Linked DNA regions of Homo sapiens: region 2 is linked to region 1. Evidence: read pairs that join two places in POLR2A ChIA-PET (ENCODE). Cell type or tissue: OCI-LY7. All regions are shown on one strand. Links, peaks and the distances in the headings refer to the core of each region. The heading gives the core; the rest is flanking DNA.

Region 1 (4,000 bases), core at 1-4,000:
AGTCAGCCTACAGATACTTTTCAGAGTTCATATTAGACTCACATTAAGAAAAAATTATCTTCTGACAGTTGTAACCTCATCCTTTTTTAGGACGGAAATTTCATTTATTTATTTTTTTATTTTATCATTATTATACTTTAAGTTTTAAGTTACATGTGCACAATGTGCAGGTTTGTTACATATGTATACATGTGCCATGTTGGTGTGCTGCACCCATTAACTCGTCATTTAGCATTAGGTATATCTCCTAATGCTATCCATCCCCCCTCCCCCCACCCCACAACAGTTCCCAGAGTGTAATGTTCTCTTTCCTGTGTCCATGTGTTCTCATTGTTCAGTTCCCACCTATGAGTGAGAACATGTGGTTTTTGGTTTTTTGTCCTTGCGATAGTTTGCTGAGAATGATGGTTTCCAGTTTCATCCATGTCCCTACAAAGGACATGAACTCTTTCATTTTTTATGGCTGCATAGTATTCCATGGTGTATATATGGAATTTTGTTTTAATCATGGAGTAAACTAAGTTTACTCCTCTCCCACATAGTGGCACATAACACACTGCTCTCATCTTACAAATTTTAGAAATTTGTAAATGTTCAGAAATAAGCAATGAAGATATTTTAAAATGTTCATTAGTAACTAAATACAGCGCCCCTAGGATGCAGGTCTTTTATAAGGTTCTTATTATTACATGTTCATCCTTCATATTTAAAACAATTTAACTTCTATACATGTTTGAATTATGTGTTCTAGACATTCCTATGTTTAGTAAACTTTAGGCCCTTTCAAAGTACATAGCATCTACTCTGTTTTATTAACAGTGTTCACCGAATTTATAATAGGCAACGCTTTTAATGAAATTAATAGCCTGGAATTTTCAATGCTCCCAAGCCCTGACTCCTCTCTCTGTATTTTTCTATTTCTAAGAAAATCTCTGATAACCCTGTAGTATAATGGCCCCAGATATTTTCTAGTCTGTAATTCCTTAGGATAGTGGTTTCCAAGCATTCTTGCACATTATAATGACCTAGGAAGCTTTTAAAAATACTGATGCCTTGGTTGCATGCCATACCAAGTAACATAGGTGAGAATTAAGCATCTATGGTTTGTAAAGATTGCCAGGTGATTTCAATGTGTAGTATAGGATTTAAAGGCCTTTGAAACCTAAACTTTATTTTTAAATAATTTTATTGATTTTTCCTCTACCTTAATTCAGCAAGATAAATAGCCATCTAGAGAATAGGTTGAAAAGCAAATTAAGATGAAAATCATGAACCAGTAATCAAATAAATGTAAATTGCAACTTCAAATGATATTTTAGACCATTCTAACTAATGAAATAGTTTTTAAAAAATATTGGAACAAATGAAACATCCTATTTATTTTCAGAAAGAAAAACAGGTCATCTACAAAATGGCTTTGGGCTTTTCAATGGCAATGCTGAAAAATAGAAAATAGTGAAAAAGTATCTTCAAAATTCATAAGAAGAAAACATTTCCAGCCTAAAAGTTTCTACCAACTCTAGCTATACATTAAGTGTGAATGCAAAAAAACAGACATTGATGAACAAGGACTCTCTCAAAAGCTTCATAGCCTTATGCAGCATTTGTCAAAACATTACTGGAGCATATGTTCCACTAAAATGAAGAAATAAACCAAGAAAGAAGTATGGGACCATGAACGAGGATCCCACAACAGAAAGCTATGGAAGTAATTCCTAGCATGATTGGGAGGTCATAGAACGATTGCTTTGAACCAGAGCAAAACATTCTCATTACATTCCTCTGTAAATCCAGAGGAAGGTAAAGTTCATAGAGAACCTGATGGATCTGTACATATTGAATCAAAACTTAGACATTTCAGGGCTTGTGGATAAGTTAACGATTCATGTGGAGAAAGCTATGTGAAATATTATATATGAAGCAATTGCCAATATCAGGAAAATGTTCTGCAGGAAAGGAAAAAGTAAGCATAACATATTCTATTGTTTGGCTGGGGTAAATATCTACCTTGTCATATTAATGTAAAAAGTGAATATTGATCTAACAAAAAAGACCAAGCCTTTTTTCATACAAAAATATTGGATAACAGGAAGACAGAAAAAAGGCTTATGTTAGTAGAGATAGGGATGATGTATGAAAAAAGGCTAAATCTTTATCTTCTTTGTGGGCATCAGAAGATGTGTCTAAAAGAAAAAACATATTATGTAGAGAAATTGAGGTAAATATCCGAAGAATTGATGATTAAATGAATTGAAGTAATTATCTCTGAAAAAGAGGGAAACAGAAATAAGTCAAGGGGCTACTAGGCATTTTTGTAGCAAACCTTGTAAGATCAATTTACTCAAAAATTACGCTCAGTTTAAAAAAAAACAAAGAAATTAGTCTTAGATATTAGTTTCTGTATGTGGTGTTCTCCGACTAACTTACATAGAGTGTAACTCAGAGCTATTTTAGCCCCTAGCACAAAATATTTTTACGTTTCTATTTATACAGGTATCTGCCTAATAACAAAGTTTGTGGCCAGATAATGAAATGTTTTGAAGGTCATATAAACAAGGTGGTGGGAAAAGAATGATTTCTAGAATCAGAGCAATGGTTCACGTTCTAAATGTGCTACCTACTGGCATCTTACGTAGGGTCACTGTGCTTTAATTCCCTAAAATGTTAATGATGGAATATTTCCCTCTTTCAGAGTTACTATGGATTAAATATCTATGAATCAGCTAAGGTAGTGCCTGGCAGCAAGAAACTTACAACAATTTACCAATTTCTGCTCCTCCTTCTCTGCTAGATGATAATCTTTTTGTGTCTTCTTCAGTTTTGTGTGCAAAGGCTTTGGATATTTAGTAAAGGAATGAATAAATGGGCCTTATAAAAATAAAAATCCTTGGATTTATGATGAATACTAAGTCGGGCATTAATAAGAAATTTCCAGAATGGAGGAGTGAGAAACTCAATAAGTTCACTTCTCCAAAAAAGCAACAAAAACATTGGCAAAATTGTCAAGATTAACCGTTAGAACTTTTAAAATTGATAAAAAGCTTACAACAACCTGAAGAGTGTTTATTCAAGAAAAACTGATGAATTTCTGTAAGAACAGAAGGGATATTAATTTCACCGACCTTCCCAGTTCCACAGCAGCCTTGCAATCCAGCCACCCCTAAACAATAGAAGTTGTAAAACCACCAGAGCTGGCTGACCAAGTTTGGAATTCCTCAGAAGGTCCATCCCCAGAGCTTTGTCAGTATTCTGCCTGTCTGGTAGCTCCCTGGAAGAGCCTCACTCAAAGAGCTTTCCATTATTTGACTTCACTAAGAACTCACTTGGTGGGAAAAATTTCTATCTCTAGGGCATTTGTGGAAAATAATTAGAAGATTGTTTAACATTGTAGCTGCCTAAGGCTGTGACACTAGTTGGGACAAGTAAGAGCCTGAACAAAAATTATAAAGGACCTGGAAAATTCTATGTTCTTAGGCAGCTCTGAAAAGCTCTAACATATCCTTGCAATCTGGAGTTTACATATGCACATAGGGCTGTGTGCCTGTCCAGGGAAGTCCTCAGAGAGTCCCAGTATCTCACTTCTGGTGGACATCAGGCTCTGTGCAAGCAGGAAGTGAAGGGTAAGGTAGAGTTGTAAACTGCCTGAGCACTGAAGACATGTCCCCAAACCCATGGAAGACCCTTGGCAAGAGTGGAAGATTTATTGGCTCAAGGCTTTAAAGAAATCTCTAATCAAATATTAGTTTACCACTAAGCTCACTAAATGGAGATTTCACTGGCTGTGCACTCTAGGGAAATGAAAACTTTACCATATTGGTCCAGGTAAGTCACTAAAGAACAAACAACAACTGCAAGAAAAACCAGCAACAACAAACTTTGGATTGGAGGTGGGAAGGCCTGGTTTCCAGAGTTGCCACTTTATGTTACCTAAAGTATTCAATTTTCAACAAAAAAAAATATAAGACATGCAAAGAAATAGAAAAGTATAGCCCATGCAGCG
Region 2 (8,361 bases), core at 2,296-6,295, 420 kb before region 1:
TATCTGTGGGGTATTAGTTCTAGGATCTGCCATGGATACCAAAATCTGGGATGTTCAAGTCACTTATATAAAATAATGTCATATTTGTGTATACCATACTGTCAATCTAAATTATTAGAAACGATTAGAGCAATAAATTCTAATACAGTGATTTTATTTGGGAGCAAGCAGAAACAATTATAATCTAGGATGTACAACATTAGCAAGCCACGTATGCATCCAAAGAGGCAAGGATAAAGAGAATCTTTTTTTGGAAAAAGGAGAGGTCCATGTAAGCTGCTTGGAAACAGAGTTCATTGGTTCTGGAGGCTCAAAGCCAGAGTTGGCATCATTTCATTGGTGAAGATATCATCACTGAGTAAGTGTTCTTTTGAAAGTGTCTTATTTGAATTGCTGCAGTCCTAAAGAATGTCTAGTAATGAACCTTGTCATAGAAATATGTGCATGCATGTAAAATGCATAAGCCATGGAAAAAATATTTATGCATGAAGGATGTGAGATTATTTCTTGTGGGGTTATTTTTAAATGTTCTTGAAACAGTTTTTATCTTCAGACTTGCAAGCATGAGCTCCTCTCCTTCATGCTCTCCCATCCCCACTTTGCCTGGGTCTGACTAGTGTGACTTATCCTAATAGCTGCAACTTTCACACTGTTAACATCTCCAGTATACTATAAATGATCTCTAGATTACTTATAATATCTAGTGCAATATAAATGCTATGTAAATAGTTATTATACCGTATTGTTTAGGGAATAATGGCAAGGAAAAAAGTGTGTACATGTTCGGTATAGATGCAATATTTTTTTCCCAGAGTATTTTCTTTTCTTCTTCTTTTTTTTTTTTTTTTTTTTTTTTTTGAGACGGAATCTCGCTCTGTCCCCAAGGCTGGAGTGCAGTGGCGCGATCTCGGCTCACTGCAAGCTTCACCTCCTGGGTTTCACGCCATTCTCCTGCCTCAGCCTCCTGAGCAGCTGAGACTACAGGCACCCGCCACCACGCCCGGCTAATTTTTTTGTATTTTTAGTAGAGACGGGGTTTCACGGTGTTAGCCAGGATGGTCTCGTTCTCCTGACCTCGTGATCCACTCGCCTCGGCCTCCCAAAGTGCTGGGAATTCAGGGGTGAGGCACCGCGCCCGGCCCCCAGAGTATTTTCTATCCATGGCTGGTTGAATTCAGGAATGTGAAACCCATGCATAGGGAGGCCCGACTGCATATTTGTTGACTTACCTAGTATTTGCAGTTGTCAATTAGGATAACAAGGCAAACTGAAAGTAATAATGAAGTCTGTATTTACTGTGACTGTGAATACTAGAAGTAAAGAAAAAGTTCCAGGTCTGCATGTTCTATTTTTTCCCACAGAGTGGTATCAGGCAAGGGTCAAAGGACACACAGCACAGATGGGAGAGAAACATCCCTTTGCCAAGGAAGTCCTAACAAAAGTGTCCTGCTTTTTTTTTTTTTTTTTTTTTTGAGATGGAGTCTCGCTTTGTCGCCAGGCTGGAGTGCAGTGGCACGATCACGGCTCACGACAATCTCCGCCTCCCAAGTTCAAGCGATTCTCCTGCCTCAGCCTCCCGAGTAGCTGGGATTACAGATATGCACCACCATGCCCAGCTAATTGCTGTATTTTCAGTCAAGACGGGGTTTCACCAAGTTGGCCAGGCTGTTCTCGAACTCCTGACCTCCGATGATCCACCCACATTGGTCTCCCAAAGTACTGGGATTACAGGCGTGAGCCACCCCACCTAGCCAGTGTCCTGCCTTTTTATGGACCTGAGGGGGCTAGGAAGAAGGAAACTGGAAGGGTGTGGAGTGGAAAACTGCGAGTCAGAGTGGCAAAAAGTGCCCTAGCCAACCTAATTAGGAGGTCTCATGTAGGCAAAAGGAGGCATCTGAGCTAGAGATGTAGATATGCATATAATGCAAGGCCAGCTAGAGTGGCCCGAGTTCTTCACTGCAGCTTTTTCTAGAAAACTACAATATACTGACTGTGCACCAGCACCAAGTCTGATTTGGGAGGGCAGCTTTCTCCCCATAAGGCTTGATAGGCAAAGCTTTGCAATTACCTATGGTTGAGCTTATAAAATTGTGTATAGTATTTTAACCTGGAGCCAGGATACTAATACAAATAACAAATATGCACAGAAAAACAGTGCTCGATTCTAATACTCCTTCATAAGTGCAATTTAAAATGAAATTATTCTATTGATATTGCCTCATTAAAATGGAAATGTTAAGTGTGGCAGTACTAGGTGCATTGTAATGTAAGGATGTGGAGCAACTAAAACTCACAAGTTGCTTGATGGGAATTCAAAATGCTATGGTTTCTATGAAAGACAGTGGCAATTTCTTATCATGTTAATAGTTTACTCAATGTATGACTCATTAATGAAACTTCTATGTATTTAACTAAGATAAAGAAAATTTAAATCTACAGAAATATTTGTACGTGAATGTTCACAGCAGTTGTAAACATAATAGACTGAAATTTAAAACAATGCAAATATTAATTTAATTTCTTTATCTTGGGAAATAAGCATATCATAAGTCATGCTTCCACAAATAACTTAAGAGTCTCTCTTGACACTAATATGCAGGTGAGTGATTTAGGATGTATTAGAGCTTTAGAAATAGAAGAATTTGATCCAGAAAAAAAAACTGACATGTAATCTGTTTTTTCAGGCATAAGTGGTAGGAATGTCATTTGGTTTTAGGGAGTCAGTGGTGGTTGGGAAGACCACTAAAGCATTTTTGGTGAACCATCATTATCATTAGTACCATCGCAGCTAAGTTAGGTTCTGACACTTAATATTTGGTAATTCTAAGAGCAACCCTTTCTTCATAAGGTCAGTTCTATTCCATTTGTTTAGGACAACATCATGGGAATTAGACATGCGCAGTCCCACAAGACACTGTGCTTAGAAGGACCCCACTCCTGGTTTAACGTCCTGCTCTTACCATTTTGAATTCTTAATGATTTTTATCTTTGAACCTGTATTTCATAACTGAAGTATAATGAGATAATGGAACATGCATGCGAGCAGAGTAGATATGTGCAATATTCACTTCTACCACTGTTTCTTGTTTCCCCATTCACGTAGAGTGTTTGCAATGCCCCTATTAGCACAGAACCCTAATAGAACACAGATGATTTGGTGTTCAGAGAGACTCAAAGGGAGTACAAGGTAAGCGTGTTTAGCTTCACAACTGAATACGCGTTGTTGGTAACAGTCCCAAGAGGCCGCACTTCCCATTTGAACCAGAACTTACTTCAAACATTAAAAGATGAAAATGGGATTTTAAGAAACAAGAGCAACCAGGGAACATCACCTTAACTTGTTTTACTCCCCTGCACCCATCAACTATTTACACCTAAAATAATGACGTAAAAGGAAAGGGAAAGATAGTGAAACCTGTCGTTCCTTATCCTTAAGTCCTTCCCTCACTCAGCAATAAATCAAAAGTAGAGAGTATTGGAAGAATGTGTGTCAACCAAAAATTTTACTAAAAAGCCAACAGTTTGCTCTAGGTCCTGCTGCCTGCTGCACAGAAAGCCAGTCAGTGAGACAGCAAGTATTGCCAGGAAAGAAGTGTGACAGCCAAGGAGAACAGGAAATCAGTTTCAAATCCATTTATCTGACCAACTAAAATGACAGGTTTATATAGCAGGAAAGACATATAACTACATATGGGAAAACCAGAATTAGGGAGGGGTAAGGAAGGGGAATTAGTCAATACAAAACAAGGGGTCAGTCAGGCAATCATGATGGGTAAGGGATCTGGTGTCTCATTATCCATATGTGATAATCTGGTGAGTTTCACTTCTTGATACTACCTGGGAGGCCTGATGGTTGGTTTCCTGAGAAAGAAACTCATATAAGACAAATGTAACAAGATCAAGTTTTAAGACTGGAGGGTCAAGTTCTATGTTTACTCAAAAGAAACTGTAAAGATCAGTTCTATGAGACAAAATTGGGCTGATTTCAAAAACAGTTGAGTAAGTGTTGTGCAGTATTTCCATTTCTCTGCTAAGAACAAAATACACATGTAGAAGCTATAAAATAGAGATTGTGTAACTTTAATGCCTCTGCCTACTAATGAAATATTCTTACATTTGCACCTAAAATTGCTATTGGATGTTATAAAGATAAATGTTAAAATGTATGTTCATGTATTCCATTTTAATTTTTATTTATTCAGAGTGACACGAAGTAACAAGTAAAGAACAATATGAGAAGAGAGACCACTGAAGAATGAAAAAACTTTGTATTTTATCTTTTTAACAGCACATTTTTTTCATGCTATTTGAACAAGGGGCTGCACATGATAATTTTGCCCTGGGCCCTGCAATTTGGACTACTAGCCCTGATTTGGGGGGACATTTTTGTAAACTTAACAGTCTATTTCCATAGGCCTTATAAATTCTGTGAAGTACCTAAAATTCCTTTATTAATCCCTTTCATTTAAAAATAAATAGAGTGACATCACTTGTTTTGGCAGCTAAGAACTCTCATTGCATATATAAAGTAAAATACAAATCTGGTATATAAATATCTATTTTAAACTGTATGAGTATGAGAGAATTTTGGAAAAAATGATATAAAATGTTCAGTGTTGGTGTTATATAAAATGAAAGGATCATATTTTAGTTACTAATTAAATTGGTTTTTATTTTTTCACCCCTCATTATAGCACTTTAACATCAATATAACTTCAGCTAAACATTCAAAAGATCCACAATTATAATTTTAACAACATATAAGTACATTGCAAATATAAATTTCTCTTACTGAAGGCTTCTATAAAAGTGCTAATTTCTAAATCAATTATGTCATCTTTCTCTCTTTTAAACTTCCCACTATGGAATGCAAATATTGAATAATGTTCTATTATTAAAAATGTTAGCACAATAGGTTCATGATGCTTTATCATTTGTTGCTTTTAATAATATGATGGCATTATCTTTATGTATAAAAATTAAAAGGGAAATTCTAAGAAAATAATTAACATTTCAACTTTGACAAAACTATGCATTATATTTATCTCATTTTTCTGCAAATCTTTAAAAGGCACTATTCTCTGATAACATTTCTCCAGCGATACCTATAGATTTGAGAGAAAAAAACTCACACAAATTCTTTTTACAAAGCTATTCTCAGATAATTAATTATATTATCTGGTACTAATTGGTAGAGATTGAAAGTATTTAATAGCAGAATCTAACAAATGACCAAAACGCAGACAATTTGACTGGTCTCATATCTATATCTTGCCGTTATAGTTACTTTAAAAATGTATTTTCTTGCTTTGTTCATGATTTCAAAATCAGTTTTATGACAAAGTGGTCTCTTTTAAAGTCAGTTTGCTATGAGCAGCATTCACATAAATTATGTGTTTGATTTGACAATATTATTGAGGCTCTTGTATTTTGAAAGTCTTTTGAGACTATATTGATTTGAAATACGTTCTCAAGAATAGACAGTAAAGGTAATAAACAATTACATACCTAAGTGAAAAACAAGGTAGAAACTTATAAATATCATGAAAGGAAATTATTTACCTCTCGGGACTTTTTTGCTTTAAATACCAATTTATATAAAAATTTCATAAATTACACTTTTTTGCGTAAGTTGATTAAAAAGCTTCTACTTAAATTTTTGTCTTTTTAAGTTGATTTGTAATACTCTAAAATTTGATTTAATGAACCATTGGGTCTATGCATAGAAAGTTTTTAACTATATAGTTCATAATAATTACAGTTTCCAACTTACGATTCAATTTATAATTTTTCAACTTTATGATGTTGCAAAAGTTATACGCATTCAGTAGAAACCAAACTTTGAGTACCCATAAAACCATTCTGTTTTTTACTTTCAATATAGTATTCAATAAGTTGCCTGAGCTATTCAACACTTTATTATAAAATAGGATTTTTGTTCATGATTTGGCCCATGTAAGTGTTCTGAGCGTGTTTAAGTTAGGCTAGGCTAAGCTATTATGTTCTGTAGGTTAAGTGTATTAAATGCATTTTCAACTTACAATATTTTCAATTGGTGATGTTTATTAGAATGTAACCCTATTACAAGTCAAGGAGCATCTGTATATGTAGAAAATTCTCTCTCAATGTCTTTAAAATATATCTGTAACAAAATTCTTTTAAAATCATATGTTAAACCATTTATATTGATATTTCTTTTAATATCATTTATAATTTGGAGTTTTTATATGCTGTAGCAAATAATTTGAATATAAAAGATGATCTAAGCTAAAAAATACATACTATATATTTCTATATTTTCCTAGAAACATTTCAATACCTTAAACAGAAACAAGTATAAATTGAAACCACACAATTATATAACATTTAAGTGAAAAATACAATGTTCACCTTGGAAAATAACAATGGAGATGTTTTTCAATCCATTTAAAATTCGTAAAATATTTCCTGAAACACCTGAAAAGCTAATCCAAGTGGACAATGACCTCAGGTCTTTCTTTTCAACTAGTAGGAAGGTCATTCATGTGTAGTTCTTGTGTTCTCTTTTTTGTTGAATTGCATAAGTTCAAGGGAGGCAAACAATTTGATTTAGTCTTTCCTATTTTTAGAATTAACATTATTTCCCAGTTTGGAAATTTCACTTTGCTGCTGGAAATAAAAAGAAGAAGAGTTTTCAGCAACCTGTTTTCATGGTTATCCAACTCTTCAATTTACTCCCTTCATGCAGCCTTATGTAACTGCCATTTTCTTCCTCAAAAGTCAGACTTTCACTCACATTTGATTGCATAGTTACCAATTTAATAGGTACTAATTGAACATTTACTTGGAGGAATTTTAAAACAATGTAAAAGAGTATTTCTATCCTTAGTAATCTTGTACCATGACTGAAAACAAAAAGAGTAGACTAACATTTTACCTAGCATGGTTCTAATATTTAGGAACATAACTGTCTCTACAAATTATGTTAGGTTTTAAAAGAAAGGGTAGATAACAAAGTTACATAGTTATTAAAGATACTACAATTAGATCATTTTATTGTCTTAGATCTACACTCAATAGATTTTGAAGTGTACAATAAAAAATTGTTTTCTACAGGCACAATGTTTGTACAGCAGATATCTAAAATTTATGCATCTTGCATAATGTAAATTTTATATAAATTAATTGGCAAGTCCCCATTTTCTTCTCCACTGTCCCCTACAATCACCATTCTACTCCTTGCTTCTATGAGTTTGACTATTTTAGATAGGTCACATAACTGGAATCTTTCAGTATTTGTCCTTTTGTGACTGACATTTCACTTAGCATAAAGTCCTAATTTTTATCCATGTTGTTGCATATTGTAGGATTTTATTCTTCTTTAAGGCTAAATAATATTCCATTTTATATATTTACCATACCTTTATCAATTTATCTGTCAATGAACATTTAGATTGTTTCTACATCTTAGCTGTTGTGAATAGCACCACAATGAACATGGGATTGTTTCTACATCTTAGCTGTTGTGAATAGCACCACAATGAACATGGGAGTGTTAATATTTATTTGAGATACATATTTCAATTACTTTGAATCAACACCCAGAAGTGAAATTGCTAGGCCATTTGGTAGTTCCATTTTTAAATTATTTTTAGGAACCTCCATACCATTTTCCATAGCAGGTGCACCATTTTGCATTCCCACCAACAGTGTACAAGAGTTCCCTTTTCTCCATATAATCGCTAGCATTTGTTTTTTCACTCTAATATCCATTCTAATAGGTGTGACATGATGTCTCATTGTGGTTTTCAGTTTCATTTCTCTGTTGGTTAAAACACCTAAATATATAAAACAAACAAAGACAGAACTGAAGGGAAAAATAATAATATAATGCCAGGGGCTTCAATAAGCTACTATTAATAATAGATAGATTCACCCGACAAATAATCAATAAAGAAACACTGGACTTGAAAATACTATAGACCGAATGGGCATGACAGACAGACAAAACTTTTAACCCAACAACCACAGAATACACATTCTTCTCAAGGGTGCATGAAACATTCTCCAGGATAGATAGCATGTTATATCACAAAGCAAGTCTTACCAAATTGAAATCATACCAGGTATCTTTTCTAGCCACAATGGAATGAAATTAGAAATCAATTGCAGAAGGAAAACTAGAGAATTCACAAATGGGTTAAAGTTAAACAACATATTTTTGAACAACCATTGAGTCAAACAAAAAATCGAAAGAGAATTAAGAAATAAATTAAGACAAAAAAAAAAAAAAAACCCAAACAGAATATACAAAATGCCTGGGATGCAACAAAAGCAATACTAAATGATTATGTTATAGCGATCAATGCCTACATTAAAAAA

Evidence for each region. Peaks named below come from ENCODE experiments on the same cell type or tissue, not always from the same donor. Only the 100,000 strongest peaks of a DNase experiment are listed, where the experiment ranks them.
Region 2: POLR2A ChIA-PET joins it to region 1 with 5 read pairs; 2 of 35 experiments call an interaction of 5 or more read pairs at or near these places.

The regions. Positions count from the first base shown.
Region 1 is chr4:174,767,362-174,771,361 of GRCh38, reverse strand. All of the region lies in intron 2 of GLRA3 (glycine receptor alpha 3), which reads left to right. Among named protein-coding and RNA genes, the nearest start is that of GLRA3, 60 kb to the left of the region's middle. In OCI-LY7, for the core only: no CTCF peak of the experiment used is centred there; no DNase peak of the experiment used is centred there.
Region 2 is chr4:175,190,266-175,198,626 of GRCh38, reverse strand. LOC124900872 (a long non-coding RNA gene) reads left to right here. Exons shown (of 2, transcript XR_007058496.1): 1 at 1-358; 2 at 4,203-4,489. Among named protein-coding and RNA genes, the nearest start is that of ADAM29, 280 kb to the right of the region's middle. In OCI-LY7, for the core only: a CTCF peak has its summit at 5,389; a DNase peak (open chromatin) is centred at 3,816.